2 separate regions of the Mus musculus genome follow, and region 1 is linked to region 2. The links are chromatin contacts, found by Hi-C or POLR2A ChIA-PET in ENCODE. All regions are on one chromosome and are shown on one strand. Each heading gives the region's core, a stretch centred on a gene start or an enhancer-like site at or near the end of the contact. The rest is flanking DNA. Distances are from core to core; before and after follow the strand shown. Region 1 has its middle 63 kb from the start of AA414768. Region 2 has its middle 78 kb from the start of Gm14634.

Region 1 (6,144 bases), core at 1,405-3,904, 33 kb after region 2:
GAGACAGGAGGGCTGATAAGGTATATTAGCAGCTAGACTAGCTCCAGATTCAGTGAGAGACCCCCGTCTCCAAGGGAATATGGTAGAGAGTGATGGAGTGGGAGACCTGTTGTCCTCCTCCAGCCTCCATGAGTGGGAATTGTCATGGCTACTCACATACATATGTACATACACAACATATATGTAACACACTGGAGTGCAAGGGATACAAAAACAAACTGTAGTCAGGCATGGTGGCACGCACCTGAAATCCCAGTACTTAGAAAACAGAGGCAGGAAGATGGCAAGTTCAAGGCCAGCCTGGGCTACATAACAAGTTCTAAACCAGTCTAAAACAAAGTCCTGTTTGATTAAAACCCAATTCCTACCCTCTGCAGCTGAATAACTGGTATGGTTGTACAGTGAGCTTAACCTTTTCCAAAATGAAAGTTTGGGCTTGGTGAGATGGCTCAGTGGGTAATGTGCTCGCCATCAGGAAAATGTGAAGACCTAATACAATACCTAGAGTTAATGGCAAGCCAGGTGCATGGCTGTTATCCCAGCAACCCAACTGGGAGATGGGAGAGGGAGACAGGAGACTCCTGGAAGCCCATGGCCCGCTAGCCTGACATACGAAGCAAAGCAAAAACCAACAGATTCTGCCTCTAACAGGATGGAGTCCTCCGACTGCCACATACACACATACACCCACAACACACACACATACACAACACACAGAGAGACACATAGCACACACACAACAAATGTTGTAAAATAATTCATGTACAGACTATATGTATACTCATATATGACTGAGAAATCCAGTAGAAATTCCCTGTGTACTTCCTCCTGGTCTCTGTTCTGTTCCCTTGGCCTGGAGCAGCCCACTGTCCTGACTTGTCAGGAAATATTTTCCAGGTTTGATGTCATTCCTTTTAGTAAGTTACTGATTTGTTTGTTTATTGAGTCAGGGTCTTTCTATATAGCTCTGGTTGTCCTGGATCTTGCTGAGTAGGCCAGGCTGGCCTTGGATCTAGAAAGCTCCACCTGCCTCTACCTCCCACGTGCTGGGATTCAAGGCATGCGCCACCACTCCTAGCCCTGTTATTCCTTTTAAAAATGAAAGCTGCCTACTCTGGCCGCTTATTTCTTCATTTCTTTGTTTCAGACAGGGTCTTGCTGAGTAGCTCAGGCGGTCCTCAAACTCAAGATCTTGCTGATTGTGCCTTGCAAGCCTTGGGGTTACAGGTATGCACCACACTTGGCTTTCTCAGATGTATTTTTATAATTTTCTTTTTATTTTTAAAGATTTATTTATTTATTTATTTTATTTATTTATTTATTATATGTTAGTACACTGTAGCTGTCTTCAGACGCACCAGAAGAGGGCGTCAGATCTCATTACGGGTGGTTGTGAGCCACCATGTGGTTGCTGGGATTTGAACTTCGGACCTTCGGAAGAGCAGTCGGGTGCTCTTACCCACTGAACCATCTCACCAGCCCCCTTTTTATAATTTTCAAGGTTTGTTTTTATTTGTGTGTACATGCTGAGCATGTGTACACACGTGGGGGGCAGGTGACTGAGCTGGACATAGGTACTGAGAGCCAAGAGCAGCATACTCTTGCCTGGTAAATCGTCTCCCGTCCCCTATTTTATTTCTATTTACTTTTGAGACATGGTCTCACTATGTGGTAGTGGTTAGATAGCCTTGAACTCACTATGTAGCAGACTGTCCTAAAAACTTGCAGTAATCCCGCCGCCCCTGGCTCCTTTGTGCTGGAATTAGAGAATTACCGTCATGCCTGTATGCTTTTAATAAAAAGAAAATAATAATGGTAACACTAGGTCCTCTCCATCAGACTTCATTATGCTGACAGTAAACTAATTTTTTTTTTTAAAAAAAGCAAAACCCAAAGGGCCAAATAGATTGGGAGAGTAACAGCAGCAGAACTTTGGGGGTGAAGATGCAAAACACATAGGGAAATGGACCGCAGGGGCTGAATCCAAGAAGCAAACTGACCTTTTGTTAAGCTTCAGAAAGACTCTGGATTTGGATGGGGGGCCCAACTCTAGCTTATGAAACTGGGGTGTAGGTGAAGCTGGAAAATAAGAAGCCATATTGAAAACAGTTGGGTCAGTGTGAATCCGGTTTGGAGATAGAAGCAGTGTAAACAGGACGCTGCTGCACAGAGAACCAGGACCGCAATAGCACATACTCAGCAGGTGCTGCTGAGCGACACCCCTAGGCTGAACAGAAGGGATTTAATGTACTGACTAATGTATTGCATCAACGAGTTGACTAATTAGGAAGTTGTTCGGTAGGCATTGAAAGCACACAAAGAGAACTCTGAGAAAGAAGGTATCATGGAGACAGTAACCACAGGAGGCAGTGATAATCCTCAAGGCTGGGGAAACAAAGAAGAGAGTGGAATTATTAAAAAGCAAACAACAAAAAAAATAAGTATGTCAGAGAAGGGTCCCAAAGGACTGGAACGTAGGACCCACCCCCACGCCCCCAAAGCAGGGCGTTGCTGCACGCACAGGTTCAAGTGTCCCTGGGATGAGGGTGTGATAAGGTAGCTCAAGCACTGCAGACCTGCCTTGCTGCAGGGAAACGCAGCTGCTGGAGCGTTTAAGCCAGGCTGGGCTGCGGCAGGCTGGAGTGGGAAGCTGGTCCCTCTTCCTTTGCTAGCCGCTGCTTCCCTCTACTGCCCTCTACGGGTGAAGTCTAGCAAGGACCAGCCAGCAAAATCAATGCGGCTAGCAGACTCCGCCCAGCCAGCACAAAGCCAGACAGAAAAGGGTGGATTAGAGCCAGAAGACAAAACAGTAATTATTGACAGTGTGTGTGTCAGGAGCCATAGATTCCCAGCCTCAGAGATGTAACGGCTCCCCCGACCCCTGCCGCATGCCGAACAATCTGTGTGTGCGCCTGTGTGTGTGTGTGTGTGTGTGTGTGTGTGTGCGCGCGCGCGCGCGCGCGGGGATGTGTTTAAAGGGTGTTGTCACTTGACTGGGGCATATTAAGCATTGCTGAACGAGGGATTCTACATCAAGAATGAGGAGTAATTGAGGGTGAAATGACCCTCAGCCCTCATCGTCCGGTCACCTTCAATGGAAGATATCACCTGTCATCAGCATGCCAGAAAGCTGCATTTCTCAGGCACTGACAGCTTTAGACACCAGAATAGTGGTCTAAACTGGGTTTCAGCAAACGTCATACCAAACAACCCTCATCAGACTCTCTTCTAATCCTGTCCTTAGGTTCTAATCTTATAACCTGGAACTAGTATATACCCCAGGAAACCCACTACATCAAGACAGAACATAAAACATTGACTATAAAATCATTTGGAAGAAAAAGAATCCATTGAGAGATGTAGCCACTTCAACAGTTAATATTTTCTGAGAAATAGGAGATGATATTGCAACCACATAAAAACACCTAAGGGAGCCGGGTGGTGGTGACTAACGCCTTTAATCCCAGCACTTGGGAGGCAGAGGCAGGCGGATTTCTGAGTTTGAGGCCAGCCTGGTCCACAGAGTGAGTTCCAGGACAGCCAGCACTACACAGAGAAACCCTGTCTTGAAAAACCAAGAACCAAACCAAACCAAAACAAAACCACCTAAGGGATAGGAAAAGTCCCCTGGAGATTTGAAAAGAAAAGAGAAGAAAAGAAAAGGAAAGGAAAGAAAAGGAAAGGAAAGAAAAGGAAAGGAAAGGAAAGAAAAGAAAAGAAAAGAACTGACTAGAATACATGAAAAACTCAACGGTCAGATTGAAAGCTAAGGTTGAGTAAATCTCTCAAATATGAAACCGTACCCAACCATGGTGGCACAAGCCTTTAATGTCAGCCCTCAGGAGGCAGAAGCAGGTAGATGTTTGTTCCAGGAGAGCTGGAGCTCTACAATGAGACCCTCTTTCAAAATATTTTTAATTAATTAATTAATTAAAAACATACAAAAGAAGGCCCGGAGATGTAGTTCAGTTAGCAGAGTTCTTGCCTTATAATAAATGCTGGCTAGATGGGTGGCTCAGTGGTTGGGTGCTTTCCACCCCCCACATCCAGTGGGTCACATCTGCCCGGAATACCAATTCCATGTGTACACCTCCTCCCTCACACATAGAGCATCATCCAAAACAAAATCAGTATTTTAAAAATGCCAAGAAAAATGAATTCCAACAGAGACTTCTGGACCTGTAACAAGAACCCATTAACGGGACTAATTAACAACATGTTTAGATAAACAATCTCAAAAACTTGACCTCCCATGCCCTGAGTCCTCAAGAGCTAGCAGAGCTGCTCCAGCAAGGAAGAAAGATCCTTAAGAGGAGGAGTGTGGTGATGGGAGCTCCCAGGGTGACAGTGGATGAGACTCACAGCCCACCAGGGTGCAAGCCCTGCAGGCAGGTCCAGTGATAGGAAAGCTGGATGCTGAAGACTAACGGATGAGCACAGAAGGGCTGAGAGGTAGCTCAGGAGTGAGTATAGGCTTATTTCTGCATGAAGCCCTGGCTTCTATTCTCAGCAGTGGAAGAAAGAGAGGGAGGGACGGGGAGGGGGAACTAAGGAAAAGGAAGAGAGAATGGTACTATATAGCCTCACCGTGAAGCACATTTATACAATTATAATGATGTAAAGGTTCCATGTTGGTTTAGTCAAAATGATGATGCAACTTGATTGGGGGCTCGAGGACTGGCAGTGTGGCACTGTTTATGGGAACAGTAATTTTCTTTTGTACATTTAGATGTCCCTGTACAGGTCAGGGCAACACTACCCTCATGTGCGCAAAGTACAAGAAGAATCTATTACCAGAGGAGAAAATGGTTGCCTTGGGGAGTAGGAGAAAAAGGATGGATAATTTTGGTGAAAATGAAACAACCTACATTTGAAATATAAGAAACGGAAATTGAAAAAACGTTTTTAAAAGAAAAAGAGCCAGACTGGAGAGATGGCTCAGTGGTTAAGAACACTGACTGCTCTTCCAAAGGTCCTGAGTTCAAATCCCAGCAACCACATGGTGGCTCACAACCATCTGTGACGAGATCTGATGCCCTCTTCTGGTGTGACTGAAAACAGCTACACTGTATATATATATATATATATATATATATATATATATATATATATATATAGTAAATAAATAAATCTTTAAAAGAAAAAGAGCCAATTATTAACTCCAAGGAAAACCAAATTTATTTAAGAAAGGAAAGAATGTTGACTGTTCAGCTATGGATTCTAGTTACATAAAATGTTGCCTCTGTTCTCTTGGCTTCCCAGCTTTGTGGAGTCTGCCAACAGACTCTTTGTGGCCTCTGATTCTTAGGTGGGTGTCCACCCCCCAGGATCCTCAGCAGGACAACAAAGGGATGGAGGGTTGTGATTCTTGCCTCTGTTTAGGGCACTGGCTTCTAAGGGTGGCCCCACACCTCGGCCAACACCTATAGCTACTATCTGGCACCTATCTCTACAGCTCTCTAGCTCCAGGTTCTCCAGGGCCTAGTGATGGCATCGGTGTGCCCAAAGTCTCACCAGCCAGGTCTCTAGTGGTTTCCCTAGGCCTTGCCCACATTTAATGAATAGTTCCTATTTGATTCTTCTCAAATTACCCATTCGGAGTGTGCCGTCTGCTTGGACTGTGACAAAATGACTGAGAACCAAAGAGTCAATCTGCATTTGGCAGTCTCCGAAGAGGGCATACAGATGGAAGGGTGGCAGAGGCAGGCGGAGCTCTGTGATTGCCAGGCTAGCCTGGTCTACAGTTGGGAAAAACAGTGTTAAATGAGTATCAGTCATTTCTTTTTCTCTTTCTTCTTCTACTTCCTTTTTTTTTTTAAAAAAAAAAAAAAGACAGGTTTTCTATAAACCATACTGACCTTGAACTTTAAATTCCTGATCCTCCTGCTTTTACCTCCAGAATGCTGGAATTAGAAGCATGCCCTGCCACATCAGGTTCACATGCTGGGGTGGGTGGAACCCAGGGCCTTGTGAATTCTCAGCAAGTGCTCTAAGAACTGAGCCCCAGCCTCAGATCTAGTCAATTCTTTTCTGTTAGAAAAGATAAAAACAAGAATCATAGAACAAAAAGGGTTTTGTTAAGCTGTTTTTTTCCTCTATCATGTGTGTGTGTGTTTGTGTGGTGTGTGTGTGTTATGTGTGTAT
Region 2 (6,195 bases), core at 2,242-4,741:
GGAACTCACTTTGTAGACCAGGCTGGCCTCGAACTCAGAAATTCCCCTGCCTCTGCCTCCTGGGATTAAAGGTGTGCGCCAACATGCGCCTGGCTAAGGTTTTTTATTTGTGTACACGAGGTGCTTCTCCACACCCCCTTAGGCAGGGTTCAATAGGTCAGCCTTGGGTGTGCAGAAGACAAGTCTATTTGTTGTTGGTTTTTCCCAGATAGGGTTTCTCTGTGTATCTCAGGCTGTCCTGCACTCAGTCTGTAGACCAGGCTGGCCTCGAACTCAGAAATCCGCCTGCCTCTGCCTCCTGAGTGCTGGGATTAAAGGCATGCTCGCCACCACCGCCCAGTAGTAATTCCTTTTTAACGTCAGTGGTTTTACTCTTTCTTCTCTATCACTTGATGGTGAGTTCCAGGGATTTCCTCCTCTCTCTCCTCCAGCTCAGGGATGACTGGTCCCTCTAGGGATCTTGATTGGGTTTGTTTTCTCTGTCATTTAAACAAATGTCAGGGAAAATCTCAAGTGTTATCAACTATAATGTGGCAAGGGGTACCTGGCAGGCCCATGCCAAGGCATGCCCCTGAGAAATGACTCCCATGCAACAGAGCTGGTACAAAGGGAGTTTATTGGGGGAAGGGAAAGATGTGAGGACCTGGGAAAGACCGACAGCTGCAAGCAGAGCCATGAGGCCAGAGAAGAGGAGGTGGCACAGAGAAGGACAGAGGAGAGGAGTGTGGGCCTGGAACAGAAGCACAGGGGTAGGGGGCAGTGGCACGTGCTAGGTCCCTGGCAGGAACCTAGTAGAATCATCTATAAGCTACCATCAAATGCATCAGGGAAAATCTCCAACACTGCTGAGAAAATGAGCTGCCGAAGACTGGCTTTTAATTGGGGACAAGAGAAGAAATCCAGCAGGGAGGGCCCTCTGGACGCTCACAGTCCAGTCTTTCCTGGAGGACTTTCCTGCTTTGTTCTTGTAAGGCTCCCCCCCCCACACACACACACACCCCCCAATTTACTGCTGGTCAATTGGAAAGGATAAGCCCAAATCTTTGATATAAACAGTGCTGATCTGGCCTTGAGCTTGTTAAACAAGTAAGTCTGTCAGGAGGGGGCCCTACTGGCTGGAGGAAAAAAAGCCCACCAGGCCTTTATTTTAAGCTGCCAGCAGGTCAGTGGGGTGAGGCAGAAGGCAGCCATCTTGGACGTTTGCCACATTTATTATGTAATCATGGTTCCTCTCCCTGGCTGCCTCAGACTGGCTAATTTCTAGTCCCTTAGAAGGTTTGCAGTCTTTCTTTGCAACCTGCCATAAACATTCTTCATTAGCTGTGTGAAGCTGAAGTAGAGAAGGGTTTCCTGCCTTTTTTTTTTCCCCAACTGGCTTCTTTTATGAGTTAATCTCCTCTTCCTCACTCCTTTCTCTTTTAGCAGGGTCTTACTATGTAGTCCTGGCTAGCTTTGAACTTACTAAGTAGAAGAGGCTGGCCTCAAAATAAGAGATGAGCCTGCTTCTGCCTCTGGAGCGCTAAGATTAACCTTTATGTTAATCTTGATGTAGTCTCCAGTTTGATCTCCTGCCACACTAATGAGATCAAAGTTCAAAACAAATACAAATGGTGTTATAAAGAATTTGTTAATAGATTTGCTTAGGAGACATGGAATTTAGCTAAGGGAGCACTGCCTCCAAAATACCGGAGGTATGTGAACCAGGCCTCTTAGGGTTTTGGCAGAGAAGTATCTTGGCAGGTCAGGGCTAAGGTAATGCAAAGATCACACCACAAAACAGATTCACACAAGAGTTTGATTTGAGCTGGGCAGTGGTGGTGCATGCCTTTAATCCCAGCACTTGGGAGGCAGAGGCAGGCAGGAGGATTTCTGAGTTCGAGGCCAGCCTGGTCTACAGAGTGAGTTCCAGGACAGCCAGAGCTACACAGAGAAACCCTGACTTGAAAAACAAACAAATTTAGGATACTAGGGTGTAAATTTTTTTTCCAGATATTAGACCCTATTCCCAACAAGGAGACACCTCTGATATACAACCAGTCATTAATCCCTGATTCTCATTCCCAAAGAATACCTCTAACAAGATGACCCACCTGGAACAATTATTCAAAGAAAGAAAGAAAGAAAGAAAGAAAGAAAGAAAGAAAGAAAGAAAGAAAGAAAGACCACTGGTGTACTTAAAAATAATTCTAGCAATATGCAGTATCTTTGCTGTGTGAACCTCTTCCCTGCCTAAGGGACCAAAGTTACAGTCTCCTGTCTGTGTTTAAATTGTTTAAAGTGTAACCTGGAGCTAGGACTCAAAAAAGATTTAAGGATGACAATGTTCATGGACTGTATAATCCTAAAGTTTATAGAAACCTTCTGATGGGGGTCAGTTCTTATTTGGGCATTAACCCCAATTGGCTAACCGCTACTAAAGAGCTTTCATTCACCTCTAGTTTGAGGACTGATTTCTCACTGAGAAAGCATATCGCTTCTCTAACACTAGGACATGCCCTTTCCAAGAAGCCTTCTGTGACTACCTAACCCAGTCTCCACTGCATGTGCCAGGTCAGCATGGTTCTAACAGAAACCTGATACTGTAACTGCCCTCTCTTTACACATTTGATTCCCTGAACCTCTCTGTGAGGAACCATCTCTTTGTACCTGCAGGGCCTGGCTCAGCGACTGGAACTGTGTGTGTGTGTGTGTGTGTGTGTGTGTGTGTGTGTGTGTTTTCGAGAGCGGACCCCCCCACCCCATGCCCACGGGGAGGTGTGGTATGCCAGGGGGTGGGGCAGTTCTTATCTCAAACTTATTGTACTTAGTAACCCTTAATTAGAAAGTTTGGGGAGGGCTGGAGACATGGTTCAGTGGTTAAGAATATTACTTCTCTTACAGAGGACTGGAGTTCCTTTCCCCAACAACTACCAGTAGCTCCAGCTTAAAGGAGATCTGATGCCCTCTTCTGGCCTCTGAGAGCACCTGCACTTGGCGTTTACAGACATAATTGAAAGTGATTTAAAAAAAAAAAAGTGCCTAAGTGAGCATGTGACCAAATGGAATTATTCTGCCAACGGGCTAGACTGGTGGTGGTCTTGCAGGCAGACCCCCCCCCCATAAAGCCCTTTACAACATTTTCATTTCGTGTTATGTTTGTGCAAGCATCCACATGCTATCCTCAGACAAACCGATTCACTTTCCCCACACGGCCTTATTTGCATTTAAAAGCGAAGGCTGCAAAGGAGAATTCCTTTTGCCAAAGAGGAATTTCAAGCATCTGTTGCAGACCAGAGAGAAGAAAAGAACGAAAAAATTTTAAAGGGCTAGAAGCTGATTTACGCAGAGCTACTACCAAATCATCCTACAGAAGCAGGGAATTTTATTTTAGTCCTAAATAGCAAAGACAGCCAGCCTGAGTTCTTGGACGAAGTCCCTAAGGGAGCTGGGATTTGGAATGACAATGCCTGCAAAAGCTGGGGCGTTTAAGGAGCTGCAGCCCTGTTCCTGCTCCAGCTGAGTCTCCACCCCTTCCCCCTCCGTGTGAGCAATGGGCAGCTGCCAGCAGCATCCTGGATCCAGTCCAAGCAGCTTGCTGTCGGCAGCACAGGCCTGCGGGGCCGCAGGGTCCTCCCACCCTTTGCTTTTGGATGGGCATTATTAGCTAGAAAAATGCTCCGCGTTTTTCTTGTTCGTGTGGTGTAACCTGCTCGCCGCAGACGCGCAACCTTTCTCCAGTAATTACCTCCCACGCTTGGGAAAAATCTCAATCTCTCCCCCCACCCCCTTTTTCATTACAGCAGCCAATTCAGCAAACTAGTTTGTATCACCAAGGACAAAGAGACAGCCTTAACGATTGTAATGACGCGTTTCTTTCTTCCCACCATTTCTCCAGTGAAAGGGGCACGATGACCTCCAGTCTCACGGTTTCTGAAATCAAATGCACGGACTGATCTCCTTAGTCCGGTCTGAGAATCTGGTACTAAATTGATGGGCAGCTAGTGACCATGGTCGGTTTCTTGGAATGGAGGAAAGGTGTGCCCCAGGAATATCCCACCATCACCACCACCGTACCACCACCCCGCCTAACCACCACCCATTTGTAGCCAGCCTGCTAGGCAGGAAAGAGGATATTGGAAAGAGACATTGTAGCAAACAGACTATTGAAACAACAGACACTCTTAACATTGTAATTTCCCTAGGAACCTCATACTCAGAAAAGGGAAGGCTGAGAGCTGAAATGGAGACCAGGTTCTGTCTTGTCAGGTGACCTTGCTGGAGAGACTGAAGCAGTGGAGGATGGGAGTGGAAGCATGACGACACAAGAACAGAGGACAGATTTCTTTGTCCCTTTTCCCAAGGTGGTCAAGTTGACTAAAACTCCTTTTTCTGACCCTGCCCCGCTTTGAGACAGGGTCTCTGTACGTAGCCCTGCCTTTCCTGGAACTGTGTAGACCAGTCTTACCTAGGCTCCATGAACAGGAGGAGGAGGAAGAAGAAGAAAAAGGAAAATTTATACTTTGATAGACTTCATGGAAGCTCCTTAGCAACTGCTTTGGGGAGGGAAAATACATCAGCTGATTAAAGGGCTCATTATTCCACCTGTCTCTCTAGCATAGATCCAGTGAACCCGACTTCCTGAGGGGTGGTCCTTGGCCAGAGCACTGGATTATATAATAAGCAGGCCAACTGGATTAATTCAAGGGACAATGCCATGTCTCTACCCAGAGAGAGATTCCATTCTCCTGACCAAGAATAGTTTTCCTTTAATAGGCTTCCAATGTCACTATAAGTCACAAGGGGGAAAGTCACCCAAAGTTGTCCTCTGACCTCCATATGTGTGTCCCCTCACATATAAACATGAACACACGTCATACACATACATACAATTATTATTATTATTATTATTATTATTGGTTTTTCTGAGACAGGGTTTCTCTGTGTAACTCTGGCTGTCCTGGAACTCACTCTGTAGACCAGGCTGGCCTTGAACTCAGAAATCCGCCTGCCTCTGCCTCCCAAGTGCTGGGATTAAAGGCGTGCAACACCATGCCCGGCTCATACAATTATTTTTTAAGCCTGGATGTGGCCATATACACTTGACTTCAGTGCTGGGGGTGGGGGTGGGGATGGGTGGAGGATTACCAGGGCTTGGAGGTTCTCAGCCCAAATCTAGGCTCATTGAGAGAATATGTCTCAAGGAAATATGGCACATAGTGATGGAGGGGAATACCCTGTGTCCTCCTCTTACCTCCACACTCACATACACACATGTACAAGTGCTTGCACGAGCACGCACGCACGTACACACACACTTTTTAAAAAAATATTTATTTATTTATTTATTTATTTATTTATTATATGTGTGTGCACTGTAGCTGTCTTCAGACACTCCAGAAGAGGGCATCAGATTTTTGTTACAGATGGTTGTGGGCCACCATGTAGTTGCTGGGATTTGAACTCAGGACCTTTGGGAGAGCAGTCAGTGCTCTTAACCGCTGAGCCATCTCACCAGCCCCCCCCCCACACACACACACTTTTTAAAAGGAAGAAAATAACATTTTCCAGTGTTACTTGGGTGTGAATGTGTGAGCTCTTGAACATGGTACTGGATGTAGTTTTAGGTGTCTGCATGATTTGGTCCTTTGTGTAAACTTATATATCCATCACAATAAAAATAAATTGTTTAAATATTATTAATAAAATAATTTTCGCCTACATCAAAGTAAAGATTATAGGTCTTTTTGTGGAGTGCTTTGTCTAACATTCACAAAGCTCTAGGTTTGATTCTTAGCCCTGAATAAGTCAGGTATGCTGTTACACACTGTTATCCTAGCATTTAGGAGGTACAGGCCGGAAGATCAAGAGTTAAAGGCTAGCCTCAGCCACCCCAGGACTATATGGGAACCTGTCCCAAAATAATTAAAACCAGGGAGAATACTTGTTCTAGTGAAAATGACGTGGTCCAGAGTACCACATTCTGGCTGGCCACTTATCTGCTGAGGTAGAACCTAGTTGCTTTTAGTTTTAGGTTATTATAGATGGGTGCTATGAACATTTCTGTATGGGCTTTGCATGGGCGGGAACCTTCTTTCTTCTAGGATAAATACCAGGAGTTTGATTGGCAGGTTACACTGTATAATTTTTTTTAATTATATGTATTTGTCTGTTTATTTCGGGCTAAAGAGATGCAGGGTTCCCTGGTGCAGGGTAAGC

The links. A loop is a pair of places that touch in the nucleus more often than their neighbours do. ChIA-PET counts read pairs that join two places held with the same protein, here RNA polymerase II (POLR2A).
Region 1: a map of gastrocnemius shows a loop between it and region 2 (17-fold over the local background). The contact joins two enhancer-like sites. A Hi-C loop is called at or near these places in 1 of 37 maps with a recorded cell type or tissue (gastrocnemius). POLR2A ChIA-PET finds 5 or more read pairs at or near these places in 1 of 5 experiments (Patski).

The regions. Positions count from the first base shown.
Region 1 is chrX:12,871,182-12,877,325 of GRCm38, forward strand. No RefSeq gene overlaps it. Among named protein-coding and RNA genes, the nearest start is that of AA414768, 63 kb to the right of the region's middle. Within about 2 kb of position 2,655, at least 1 of the 3 ENCODE cell types and tissues checked has a DNase peak (open chromatin) inside an H3K27ac peak, as active enhancers do.
Region 2 is chrX:12,836,865-12,843,059 of GRCm38, forward strand. No RefSeq gene overlaps it. Among named protein-coding and RNA genes, the nearest start is that of Gm14634, 78 kb to the left of the region's middle. Within about 2 kb of position 3,492, at least 1 of the 3 ENCODE cell types and tissues checked has a DNase peak (open chromatin) inside an H3K27ac peak, as active enhancers do.